4 separate regions of the Homo sapiens genome follow, and regions 2, 3 and 4 are each linked to region 1. Evidence: chromatin contacts called from ENCODE Hi-C or POLR2A ChIA-PET data. All regions are on one chromosome and are shown on one strand. Each heading gives the region's core, a stretch centred on a gene start or an enhancer-like site at or near the end of the contact. The rest is flanking DNA. Distances are from core to core; before and after follow the strand shown.

Region 1 (2,945 bases), core at 309-2,808:
TTTTAGTAGAGATGGAGTTTCTCCATGTTGGTCAGGCTGGTCACAAACTCCCGACCTCAGGTGATCCTCCTGCCTTGGCCTCCCAAAATGCTGGGATTACAGGCATGAGCCACTGCACCCGGCCTACCCTGTCTCTTAAAAAAAAAAAAAAGTGAGTATTATAATAGAGGGGATAAGGAATAATGTGTATGTGAGGTCTATTTCTGAGACCAGAGCCACAAAACAGAATCCTGCACCTTAGCCATTTTCTTACCACACGCGTTTTCTTGGATACTTCCATTTTTCCAGTCTATATAATTCAATACTTCTGTGACAGAGAGGTGTTGGAGTTTTTTGTTTTGCTTTTGTTTTTTCGCAACTCTTTACATACAAACAGCTATGGTCTCCCAGGAAGGAACTTCCTCTGTTGAGTACAGAAGTCTGGGAAAAGACTGGTGAAATTGCATGCGAGGAAGAAACAGGTCTAACTAAATGTGAATCTATACTTTTAAAGCAAGGGACCACAAAGGGTAGGTCCCAAGGAAGTTGCATTGCTTGCTGCACTTGTCACACGGGCTGTACTTTCTTCTCTCATTTATTTCCATTTACAGCGTTGAAAACTGAGGCCTTAGGCTTTGGTTGAAAACCGAGGCCAAGGGTGACCAGCCAGTGAGTTAAGGAGGCCCCAGCCGAACTTTGCTGGAAGTGCTCCAGCATAAAGCCTCTCTCCAGAACCAGCCGCCACTGAGACGTCTTGAAGTCAAAGTAACTCACACCCTTGTCCACCTCGCCCTGCGGTGAAGAAACTTCGGTCGCACAGGCTCCAGAACTCATCTTGGCGTGGGCTGTGACTTACTGGGGGATGGGCCTCCTTTTCGTTCTAGCTCCTAAATGGAGCGGAGCGCCAGGTGGTGTCAGAGGGGGCGGCGGCCCCTCCAATGGTGGCACCCTCAGCCACGGATAAGGTTCCAATTAGGTAAGGACGCAAGTAATGCTGTCGTTTCGGCTGACTGCTCCTTTCATTCCTTGGAGGTGGTCGGTGTCACAAAACGAATTTTCATTTACTCTCAACAGTCACACCAGCCCTGCTAACTGGATGGTCGCAGCCCCGTGCCTTCGCCGGACGCCCTCCTGGAACCTTCAGGCCACCCTGAGGATGGAGACTCGGGTGCCCGCTCTCCTCCCCTACCGCCGCGGGCCTGCGCCCCCCGCCCCGGACCCCGACTCGGACGTTCTAGCCGCACGTGCGGGCGCCCCTGGGTGCGAGCCGCGGACTCACGAGCCGCTGCTTGTTGCTCCCGCCGCCGCGACCTGGGGAAGCGAAAATGAAATTGACTTTTCCGAGAAATGATGAAAGCGGCGCTGCCCGCCAATGAGCTGCTGCGGCGAACTTCCGCACCTCCCGGCCGGGCCGCTCGCGCCCTCCCTCCGCCTCCACCTCCCGGTTGCACAAGCTTGAAACAAACACTGGGGAGGAAGGGCGGAGGGAGGAGGGCGGAGAGGGGAGGCGAGGGAGGGAGCGCGGCCGGAGGAGGGCGGGGGGTGGGGGGATTTCCAGCCGCGGCTCTTCGCAGTTTCCTCTCCTTGTTTTGCTTTCGATCTGGACTGTTCTCAGGCAAGCCGGGGAGTAACTTTTAGTTTTGCTCCTGCGATTATTCAACTGACGGGCTTTCATTTCCATTTCACATACCCTAGCAACACTTATACCTTGCGGAATTGTATTGGTAGCGTGAAAAAAGCACACTGAGAGGTAACATTTTTCAAATAATAGTTGTGACTGTGTGTGTTTCTCTCGAGGGCATGTTTCTGGGGACTGTGGGGGGCCGTGTGTGTATGCGTGTCCTGATGCCTTGACACGATGTTTTGCAGACGGAAAATGCCGGGGTTCATAAATATTAATACTGATTTTTGGAGGAACAGTCGGCGCAATTATGGATCATCTGATTTTAGGGGAAGCAGGTTCTGCTGCTGTTGCTGCTGCTACTGGGGCTGCTGAGGCTGCGAGGAGGAGGAGGAGGAGGAGGTAGAGAGGGAGGAGGAGGAGGAGGTTGGTGGAGGTTTAATTTCACTTTTGGATTTGCAGATGCGGAGAGGTGGCTCCATGGACACAGACCTGCTGTGTGTGCTTCTGCGCCCCAGGTGTTGTGTGTGGGGGTGCAGGTCAGCTGGAGTCGGGCCTCATTTAAAACAAAATTGTGTGTATGTGCGTGTTTGTGTGTGCGCGCGTGTGTGTGTGTGCAGCCACCGCCGCCACCGGATCCGAAGGAGGGGAGCGGGTCCTTCTCGGTGCCCGCGGCGGCGCCTCTCCAGGCTGCCTCCAGCGTAAATAAGCAGGCACCGCTCCCCGGCCGGGAGGAGCGCCTCCAGCCACGGCCAGAGGAAACTTGCTGGGGCGCCCCGCGGCGGTCCAGGGGCTCGCCTGCCTGCCGGGCTCGGGGTCGGGTCGCGGGCGTCGGGTGCCAGCGGCCGGGGCGGGAGGGCGGGCTCGGAGCCGGGCCGGGCGCCGGGCCTGGCCGACGCGCCCTGCTTCCTGGGGGCTGGGCCGCCGCCGCCGCCGCTCAGAAGGGACGCCGCGTCCTCCTTCCCGCCGGCCAGCGCCCGGTCGGGCCCTGGGGCTTTGTCATTGCACTTGTCCCAGCGCGCCAGGGGCTCGGGCGGCGCGTCCCAGGAAGGCACCGTGCCGAGGGGTCAGCCGCCCGGGCCGCGGCCTAGCGCCGTGCGCCCCCGGGTCCCCGCAGGCGCCCCCGGCCGGCCTCGCGCGCTGGGCCTGACCCGCCTCGGCTACGGAGCGGGCGAGGTGGGGGCGGGGAGCCTCCGGGGACCGAGCGGCGCAGTGGGGGCCGGCGTCCCCTCGGGGTCCCGGGGCGCGGGCCGCGGCGGGGTGGGGACGCGAGTGCCCGCCCCGTGCCCTCCGACCCGGCTCCGGGCGCCGGGTGACATTCGCCCGCTGGCCGAACATGGTTGGT
Region 2 (2,700 bases), core at 106-2,605, 820 kb after region 1:
CCTGTAATAACTCCAGAGGCCCAAAAGACATAGCTGTGGTCTTTAAATATGGAGTTGAAATAAGAGGAACTAAAAATGACTGTCATCCAATAGAAATACAAGTCACATAAATAAATTAAAAATTTCTAGCAGTCATATTAAAAAGTAAAACGTGGATGGAATTCATTTTAATATTCAATTTAACGCAGTACAGTATGTCCAAAATATTATCATACTGACAATAATATAAAAGTTATTAATGACATATTTTACCTTTTTTTGTACTGAGTCTTCAAAATCTGGTGTGTATTTCACACTCACAGCACATCTCAATTCAGACTAGCCTATTTCAAATGCCTGATGTAGCTACTGGCTACAGAACTGGACAGCAGAGATCTAAATTATGGGAAATGTGTCCCAAAATTGCTGCACGAAAATTGTATCAGAAAGTCTTGCCACATTCTCCTATGTCACCTGAAATGGTCGTGCTTATTCTGCAGCAAAGGAATTTGAATGAGAACCCCGATAACGCACAGGCGCAGATCGAATGGATTTCAATGACAGGCTGGAAGGAGAAATTTTCAGATATCCAATGGAGCAACCAACGAAACTATACACGAAAGGAGGCGCAGCTATAGAAGGTGAATAATGGATGGGAGATCAAGTAATGCAAGGGAAGTAAACTGGAAACTAGCGTGAAAGATAAGAAAGGTGACCCAATCAAATTGGCAACTAAAAAAACCCCAAAACCTAATGTGGTTACTTTTTTTTTCTTTTAACTAACTGGAAGTTCAGGGTGTTAGGACACAAGGCTGCTAAGAATGGGATTCAGAGATGTTCAACTACAAAACGAACAAAAGAGGAACGACAGTGTGGGGACGAAATGATGTTTCGATGTTAAAGATGAGAAGCAACAATCCAACGTAGGAGAAACACCGTCCCCATGGTCCCAGTATCTGTTCTGGTAGCTCCAGTGAGGAAAGGTAGAGAAATAACCTTGCAGTCCCTAAAGGCAGATATCTTCCTCCTCTTATTCCCCCGTCTTAAACCTGGGAGGCCCTAGAAACGGGTGCGTCTTTCCTCGGGTCTAAAAGAGAAGTGCCAGGATTGCACCCGTCGATGGGATTGCAAAACGCAGGCCCCCAAACCAGCATTGTTAAGAGCTAGCTCTCTTCCTCGGCGGTCCCGCCTGGCCCCGCGGGTCTCCGGGCCCGGACTCACCCAGGCCCCACGCCCCGGGCCCGCTGCAGCTGAGGCCGGTCGCCGCCAGCCGGGAGAAGACGAGGGGAGGCGGGGGGATGTCACAGAACGCCGTGGCCCGTCCCCACCGCCGCAGCCCCACAGCCAGTTCCAACAGGCGAGACTTCCCTGTACCCACCTCCCCCGGCACAGGAAGCACTTTCTGGGCCTGAGTGACCGCGCTCTACACCAATCGCTGTCCCGGAACTTTACGCCGCTCCTCCAAGCGTCAGGGAGACGCTGCACTTCCCAGGCCCCACCAGCCGCGGCTCCGGCTCGTAGCCCACAGCCCACTGCCGGCGGCTGGGCGCTGCCGAGGCTCGGGGCGCGCGCAGTTGGCGTCTGCCAGTGCCAAGACTGTGCCGCCCCCACAGCCGAGGCGCGAAAGGGGGACGCCCGGCCTCTGGGCCGCTGCCTTCGCTTTCTCTTCGTTGTTGCGAACGCCGTCCGCTCAGGAGGCGCCCCGCGACCGGCGCGATGAGTGCCAACGAGGACCAGGAGGTGAGCCCCCCGGCTCAGGGCCCTCTCCCAGCGCGGGCGCGGCGCGCAGCCCCGGGCCCCCGTGAGACCTGGTGCCCGGACAGCCTGCCCGGCACGTGCCCTGTGCCCTCGGAGCCGGCCGGGGTGCCCCGAGTTCACCGGCGTCCCACCCAAGCGCGCGTGAATGGCCAGGAGTCCGCCTCTGCCACTCTTCCCCCCTCATTTTTCATTTTTGCAAATCCGGGAGTCTCCCCTGGTTACTTAATAACAGGGATGAGCGTCCTTGGTGCACGATCCAGTGCTCTTGGCTCTCCTTGAATCCCATGTGTTCAGTGCCTGTTTACTGAGTTAGGCTGATCACCTTTAAATTTTAGTCTGGTCATCTTTAAATCTCTTGGCTAGTAGAGGGCTAATTGAGTTAGTTACATTTCTCATGGAAGAAAATGACACTGGTGGTGCATCTGAGTTTCTGTCCATATTGTTTGGGGAAATCTTTTACCCATCTGTCTGTTTTGAGCATTCATGTACCACCTGAATTTATGGTTTATGCTCAAATATTTCCTTGTGAGATGCCATTTTGACATTGAATCATATAATATTAGAGTTGGGGGGTGGGTGCTACGGGCCATCTGTAGGGGAACCTTCTAACTTTGATAGGTGGGTCGATGATAGCCGCAGGGCTGCACAGTAAGTACGTGGTAGAATCGGGACTAGAAACCAGGTCTTATTGGGTGGTAGATAAGTTCACTGTTAATTTAAAGTATAATGCTTGAAACTTACTACTTTTACATGATAAATGTAATAGAATCTCTGGATTGGAAGTTAACCTTTAAAGGACCCAAAGTCCAACAAGCTAGCTAGTTGATATCTGAATCTCTTCTAAAATATTCTTGCCGGGTGAATTTCTAAGTGAATGCGTTAATAGCTTCTTCTCCCTGCAAAGCAAAGAACATACAGTGTAATGTTTCTCAGAGTTGGACCATAGTCCCCTACCTTAGAACC
Region 3 (2,872 bases), core at 1-2,500, 750 kb after region 1:
CGCCCAGCCTAGAGTGCAGTGGCACAATCATAGCTCAATGCAGCCTTGACCTCCTGGGCTCCAGCAATCCTCATACCTCAGCCTTTCAAGTAGCCGAGACTACAGGCCCACACCAGCGCCTGGCTAATTTCTTTTTAATTTTTGTAGAGACGAAGTCACGCTTTGTTGCCGAGGCTGATCTTGAACTCCTGGACTCAAGTGATCCTCCTGCCTTGGCCTCCCAAAGTGCTGGGATTATAGGCATGGGCCACAGCCCCCGGCCCAAAAACAGTATTTTTATGCATGATCATTTTCCTTTGGGTTTGTATTTGCATAGTGTCTGTTTTGTTTTGTATTACGAAACAAGATCATTACCGTATTCACTGTTCTGTCCTTGCTTTTTTCTTAACAGTACCTGGTGATCCTTTCCCCACGTTATTATTAAGTACTGAATCTCTTTATGACAGATCTCTGTAATCCAAATACAAGCGATTTAATGAAGGAAGAGAGTCCTTACAAAGAAAGCCATGACTGTCAAGGTTTCAGGCCCCACTGAGAGTGCTGTCATCTGCCAAACCAAACAGAACAGACAGAAGGAGGGGCACCTCGCACCTGCAGTGTGCACGGCACTCACTTCTGGGTAGGAAGCTCCAGGGCACCCGAGTTTGCAGAGGCAACAAAGAGGCGCAGCTGAGAGGCCAGTTGCAGCCAAGAGGCCAGGTGCAACAGGCGCCAGATGCAGCAGACAGGCCAGGCGCAGCAGAGGCCAGATGCAGCAGAGAGGCCAGGTGGGGCAGAGAGGCCAGGTGGGGCAGAGAGGCCAGGTGCAGCAGACAGGCCAGATGCAGCAGAGAGGCCAGGTGCAACCGTAAAGGTTTCACACTGCGGCATCTCCCAGGGCGGCTTTGCAAACCCTCACCGGGCGTTCTGCATTGTGCTTCCGAAAAGCCACAGGAGTTTCCTGCGAACCGCAGCGGCGCGGGTGCAGGTGGCGACAGCCCCTATTGAAGGCCCCTGCAGCGTACGCGTCGGACGGGCTTCCCAAGGCGGGTGCTGGCGGCGGCGGGGCGCACCGTAGTCCTGGTCCCGCCACGGCCGCTCCCTGGCGGCCCCCGCCGGCCGCGTGCCCCAGCCCCAGGGCGCCCGCCTCGCTCGGCGCGCACGAGTTTCTGCAGGTCTCTCCTGCCAGCCTCAGGGGAGCCTCCTCGCGGCGCGGCCCGGCTGGGTTCCGGCTTTAAAACAGAAAGGCTCATTGTCCCGAGGTCCCCTGGCCGGTCTAACCGCTGCGGAAACTCCCCGACGCCCCGCCCCGCGCCGAACGGCCCCGCGGCCTGGCCAGAGAAGCCGAGACCGGGTGCGGGGGCCGGGCGGGCGGGTGAGCCTCGCTAGAGAGGCTGGGCTGGTGTAGGTTTTTTGTTTGTTTGTTTCCTCTTTTGTTTTTTTTTTTTTTTTTTGAGATGAGGTCTCCCTCTGTCGCCCAGGTTGAAGTGCAGTGGCGCGATCTCGGCTCACTGCAACCTCCGCCTCCCGGGTTCAAATGATTCTCGCACCTCAGCCTCCCCAGTAGCTGGGATTACAGATGTCTGCCACCACGCCAGGCTAATTTAATTTTTTATTTTTTATTTTTTTTTTTTGAGACGGAGTCTGGCTCTTTCCCCCAGGCTGGAGTGCAGTGGCGGGATCTCGGCTCACTGCAAGCTCCGCCTCCCGGGTTCACGCCATTCTCCTGCCTCAGCCTCCCGAGTAGCTGGGACTACAGGCGCCCGCACCACGCCCGGCTAATTTTTTTGTATTTTTAGTAGAGACGGGGTTTCACCGTGTTAGCCAGGATGGTTTGATCTTATGACCTCGTGATCCGCCCGCCTCGGCCTCCCAAAGTGCTGGGATTACAGGCGTGAGCCACCGCGCCCGGCCTAATTTTTGTATTTTTAGTAGAGATGCGGTTTCACCTTGTTGGCCAGGCTGGTCTGGAACTCCTGACCTCAGGTGACCCACCCGCCTTGTCCTCTCAGAGTGCTGGGATTACAGGCGCGCCACCTAGCCTGGCTAATTTTTTTAGCAGAGACGGTTTTTATTTTTAGTAGAGACGGTTTCACCGTGTTGGCCAGTCTGGTCTCGAACTCATGACCTCAAGTGAACCGCCCCCCTCAGCCACTCAAAGTGCTGGGATTACAGGCGTGAGCCGCCGCGCCAGCCTGGGTGGATTTTCTGTGCACGGAAGGGAAGCAGCACCGGAACCCCTCCTGTTCCCCTAAGCACCGTGGACACTGCCCACCTGACAGCGGAGGGGGAGCAGCCGGAAAATAAAATGTCGCAGGGCGCAGTTACGCGTATCTGTTAGTGTTTGTGTGTGGTAAAAGATCTGTCACTCAATGAGTGCCCGTTTTCAAAGAATGAACATAAAATGAACATTTATTAAACATAATTTAATCTCTTCTCCATGTCAGGCCCTTTCACTGATTTCCCAAGGTGACCATTCGGACCATTCGTACATTAATATTGATTTTAAGTTGATAAAGGTTGTGTTTGAAGTTGTCTTCTTGATTTTATCCTTGCAGCTGAAGATACCTTGTGAACTTTACTTTTCAGAGCAGAGCGTCTGAGCGGTGGGCAAGGCACAAAGCGCGAGGGAAGCCGCTGGAGGGAGCTGCTCTCCTGCACGGAGGGCGCAGGCGCCAGCTGCTGCCAACACCACGGGAAAGCCCTCACCCTAACCTTGGACTCCTGACCCCAGGCTCCTAATGCACATCATTATTCCATAAGAACAGGGGAGAAACGGAGAGGGCACGAAGCACAAACACCGAAGCTCTGGGATAACATTAGAGATAGGAGGGCCACCAACTCGTTACACTGAAAATTAAAAATACAGAGGCCGGCCGCTGGGGCTCACTCC
Region 4 (2,935 bases), core at 183-2,682, 950 kb before region 1:
GCTAATACGTAACACCAAAGGGGCAAGTGAAGATTCATTTTAAACTGAAACATAACTAAATACAACGCCCTTCCCCACATCCTACCTCTTCCATTAATCAGAGATGCTTTAAAACCAAACTTCAGTCAAGATTTAGTACTTTCATTTACCTTATATTTCAAAGCTCCACGGCACAAGGGCAGGAGCTGAGACAGGTTCCTCCCTCTCACGGTATCCCCGCATCTGCGCAGCTCCCGGCACACAAGCGAGCCAGGGAGGAGGGAGGGAAGAAATTCTTGCCTAGAACTTTCCCATCACTTAACTTTTTTCTTATTAATTTTTTTTTTTTTTTGAGACGGAGTCTCTCTCTGTTGCCCAGGCTAGGAGTGCAGTGGAGCTGTCTTGGCTCTCTGCAGCCTCCGCCTCCCGGGTTCAAGCGATTCTCCTGTCTCAGCCTCCCGAGTAGCTGGGACTACAAGCACCCGCCACCATGCCCGGCTATTTTTTTTTTTTTTTTTTTTTTTTTTTTTTTTTTTTGGTATTTTTAGTAGAGACAGGGGTTTCACCATTTTGCCCAGGCTGGCCTCGAACTCGTGAGCGCAGGTGATGCGTCTGCCTTGGCCTCCCAAAGTGCTGGGATTACAGGCGTCAGCCACCGCGCCCGGCCCGCCACTACTTAACTCTTATTGAGCAACATTTACAAAATTATTCATTCACTTATTTAACAGATATTCTGCAATCCCCTTCGGGGCAAGCTTGCTGGTAGAAACTAGAAACAGATTTAAGAAGGCATAGATGCTGCCCGCAAGGAGCTTACAATCTATTAGACAAGAAAATAGAGCATAGCCGAATTATGGCACGTTCCCTTGCAAAAGGTACGGATGGAGCGTCAGGAGAGGTGAAGAAGGGGCAGAAAACTGGAGGAGGTGATGAGGAGTCTGTTTCCCAGAGAGGAAACGGAGGCTGGGAGGTGGCAGGTATCTAAGGGGCAACACCTGGCGTCCGCGAGGACCAAGTCACCTTTCTTGAGGACACCCACTCCGACAGCCGAGATCAGGTTGCCCCAGCTCGTCCAGGTTGCCCCAGCTTGTCCACGTTAACTGCGCTGCGGGAGCGGCGAGGGTTCCCAAGCGCGCGACACGCCTGGGCTGCGCAGCGCCTCTGCACGTTCCACCACAGCTGGCGTTTATTGTGTGATGTGTTGCCCCGGGTACGGGAGAATCCATTCCAAGCACGCTGTGGGAGGATACGAGGAGATTCGAATCCGCATCGAAGAACACACAGAAGGATGTGTGAGCTTCTGTAGGACAGAAAAGACTTAACTAATAGAATTTACCAAACATAAGTCTTCGGCTACCCGCCCCGCCTCGCCGTCCGCGAGGGACTGCGGTGTGGTACGCTCCGTGACGTCATGCCGCCGAGCATGTCGGGAGTTGTAGTTGGTCCGCCCGGGCCCCGCCCCTGGGCCGTGCGGTGACACCACTTCAGGGCCGGCCCCCGGAACTTTTGGGCAGGCGTCAGCGCCCGTGTCACCGCCACGTCGCGGACATGGTGAGTATCTCTGCTCGTCACCGACCCCTGTGTTTTTCCCCGGACTTTGGCAGCCGCCACGAGCGGGCTTCACAGCGCCTGAAAGGAGCTGGTCCTGCCGGGGTCCAAGATGGCAGCTGCGAGCTGCGTGGGCAGGGCGGCTCTCCAGTTCGCCTGTCTCCGCGCTGGGCCGGGGGGAAAGTGCCCTACACAAGTGTGCACCCCGCCTCGGCCACCTTGGACACGCACCCCCTGCTACTTCTCTGTGTGAAAGTATTTTGAGAGACTTCGGCGTTTTTGAAGCCTTGCAAGAAGGGCTTAACCTGGGACAGGCGCAACTTTCTTCGGATATTATATTCCCCTAGTTCCCGTGGTATTTCCCTCCCCTGGTTTCTCTCCTGTCTCATTGCTCAGCAAGGTTCTCCAATCCCTATCCTAAATGGTGGTGCTCTTCAGGGACGCTTTACACCCTATGCGTTCTCCTAAAATTTTATCTCTAAGTTAGACCTTTCTTCTGAGCTCCAGACCCACAAATCTGCTAACCGTGCCTCCACTTGGATAGCTCATATGTATTTCAAGCTCAGCAAGTTCCAAACTGAGCATTTCCACTTCCCCACAGCCCACACCTGCTCTTCCTCCAGGAACCCCCAACTCTGTAGATGGCACCACCATACATCCTGTTGTGCCTGCCCAAAACCTGGAAATCATCCTTGACATCTCCCTCTTCTCAACTCCCCGACATGCAGTCAATAATCAAGTCCTATAGATGCTACTTCTAAATGTCTGTCTGTTGTCACTGTCGCCACTCTTACCATCCTTGGCCTTGAGATCTATCCATCTGGGGTAGTCACCTAAGTGGTCTTTTAAGCAGATCTTCACTCATCGATGGCCCTGCCTGGAATGGGCTATTGCACCTTCACTCACCCTTCAGATCTCAGCCTCAGTATTATTTCTTCAGAGAGTATCTCAGCTAATTCGGAAGTCTAGGAAGACTAGTGCTTTTATGAATGATGTCTTGTGGAATCTTCATAACAACCCTGGGAAGTTGTGTATTTTTCCAGTTTTACAGAAGAGAAACAGACTTAAGTGATAAGTTAAATTGTGTAAAATTGTACAGTAAGTAGCAGAGTTAAAATTTGTTCTTTCCTGTCTAACTTTTATCTTCAGTATCTTTAAATATTTTTTATTTAAATGGGTACATACTAGTTTGTTTGGTAGTATTCTTTATTTAACTGATTTCTTATTAATAGCTATTTAAGTGGTTTCCATTTATTTTTCTGTGATGAACAACGGTAGAATAAATGGACAACATGAAGCTAAATTTGTCCTGAACTTTCTTGATTGTTTCCTTAGAATAAATTCTCAGAAGTAGAATTGGGACAAAGGGTATATGATCTTTCAAAAGATTACAATTTTAGAATAAATA

The links. Hi-C counts contacts between places; a loop is a spot of excess contacts on that map. ChIA-PET counts read pairs that join two places held with the same protein, here RNA polymerase II (POLR2A). Pooled maps may share reads with other maps.
Region 2: a map of naive thymus-derived CD4-positive, alpha-beta T cell shows a loop between it and region 1 (5-fold over the local background). The contact joins the promoter of TRAPPC11 here to the promoter of IRF2 in region 1. A Hi-C loop is called at or near these places in 1 of 168 maps with a recorded cell type or tissue (naive thymus-derived CD4-positive, alpha-beta T cell), 2 of 37 single-sample maps with no recorded cell type and 11 of 50 pooled maps.
Region 3: a map with no recorded cell type shows a loop between it and region 1 (6-fold over the local background). The contact joins the enhancer-like site here to the promoter of IRF2 in region 1. A Hi-C loop is called at or near these places in 2 of 37 single-sample maps with no recorded cell type and 4 of 50 pooled maps. POLR2A ChIA-PET finds 5 or more read pairs at or near these places in 1 of 52 experiments (PC-3).
Region 4: a loop to region 1 is called in a map of CD8-positive, alpha-beta T cell, with 5 times the contacts of the local background. The contact joins the promoter of UFSP2 here to the promoter of IRF2 in region 1. A Hi-C loop is called at or near these places in 1 of 168 maps with a recorded cell type or tissue (CD8-positive, alpha-beta T cell) and 6 of 50 pooled maps. POLR2A ChIA-PET finds 5 or more read pairs at or near these places in 2 of 52 experiments (WTC11 and activated naive CD4-positive, alpha-beta T cell).

What each region holds. Positions count from the first base shown.
Region 1 is chr4:184,473,163-184,476,107 of GRCh38, reverse strand. IRF2 (interferon regulatory factor 2) reads left to right here and starts at 1,558. Exons shown (of 9, transcript NM_002199.4): 1 at 1,558-1,729. IRF2-DT (IRF2 divergent transcript) reads right to left here and starts at 1,306. Exons shown (of 1, transcript NR_186573.1): 1 at 1-1,306. RefSeq lists enhancers at 520-849, 1,200-1,389 and silencers at 1,420-1,539, 2,350-2,399, 2,480-2,945.
Region 2 is chr4:183,657,948-183,660,647 of GRCh38, reverse strand. TRAPPC11 (trafficking protein particle complex subunit 11) reads right to left here and starts at 1,355. Exons shown (of 30, transcript NM_021942.6): 1 at 1,201-1,355. It overlaps RWDD4 (RWD domain containing 4), which reads left to right and starts at 1,463. Exons shown (of 8, transcript NM_152682.4): 1 at 1,463-1,719. The coding sequence starts at 1,696. RefSeq lists silencers at 1,044-1,333, 1,704-1,913, 1,728-1,948 and enhancers at 680-1,467, 1,424-1,553, 1,468-2,256.
Region 3 is chr4:183,721,254-183,724,125 of GRCh38, reverse strand. No RefSeq gene overlaps it. Among named protein-coding and RNA genes, the nearest start is that of TRAPPC11, 63 kb to the right of the region's middle. RefSeq lists enhancers at 735-784, 182-943 and a silencer at 895-1,424. Within about 2 kb of position 1,250, at least 20 of the 41 ENCODE cell types and tissues checked have a DNase peak (open chromatin) inside an H3K27ac peak, as active enhancers do; they include PC-3, where a contact is called at or near this core.
Region 4 is chr4:185,424,461-185,427,395 of GRCh38, reverse strand. It overlaps UFSP2 (UFM1 specific peptidase 2), which reads left to right and starts at 1,432. Exons shown (of 12, transcript NM_018359.5): 1 at 1,432-1,530. The coding sequence starts at 1,528. It overlaps CFAP96 (cilia and flagella associated protein 96), which reads right to left and starts at 1,142. Exons shown (of 8, transcript NM_001114357.3): 1 at 1,000-1,142. RefSeq lists enhancers at 1,129-1,488, 1,559-1,668.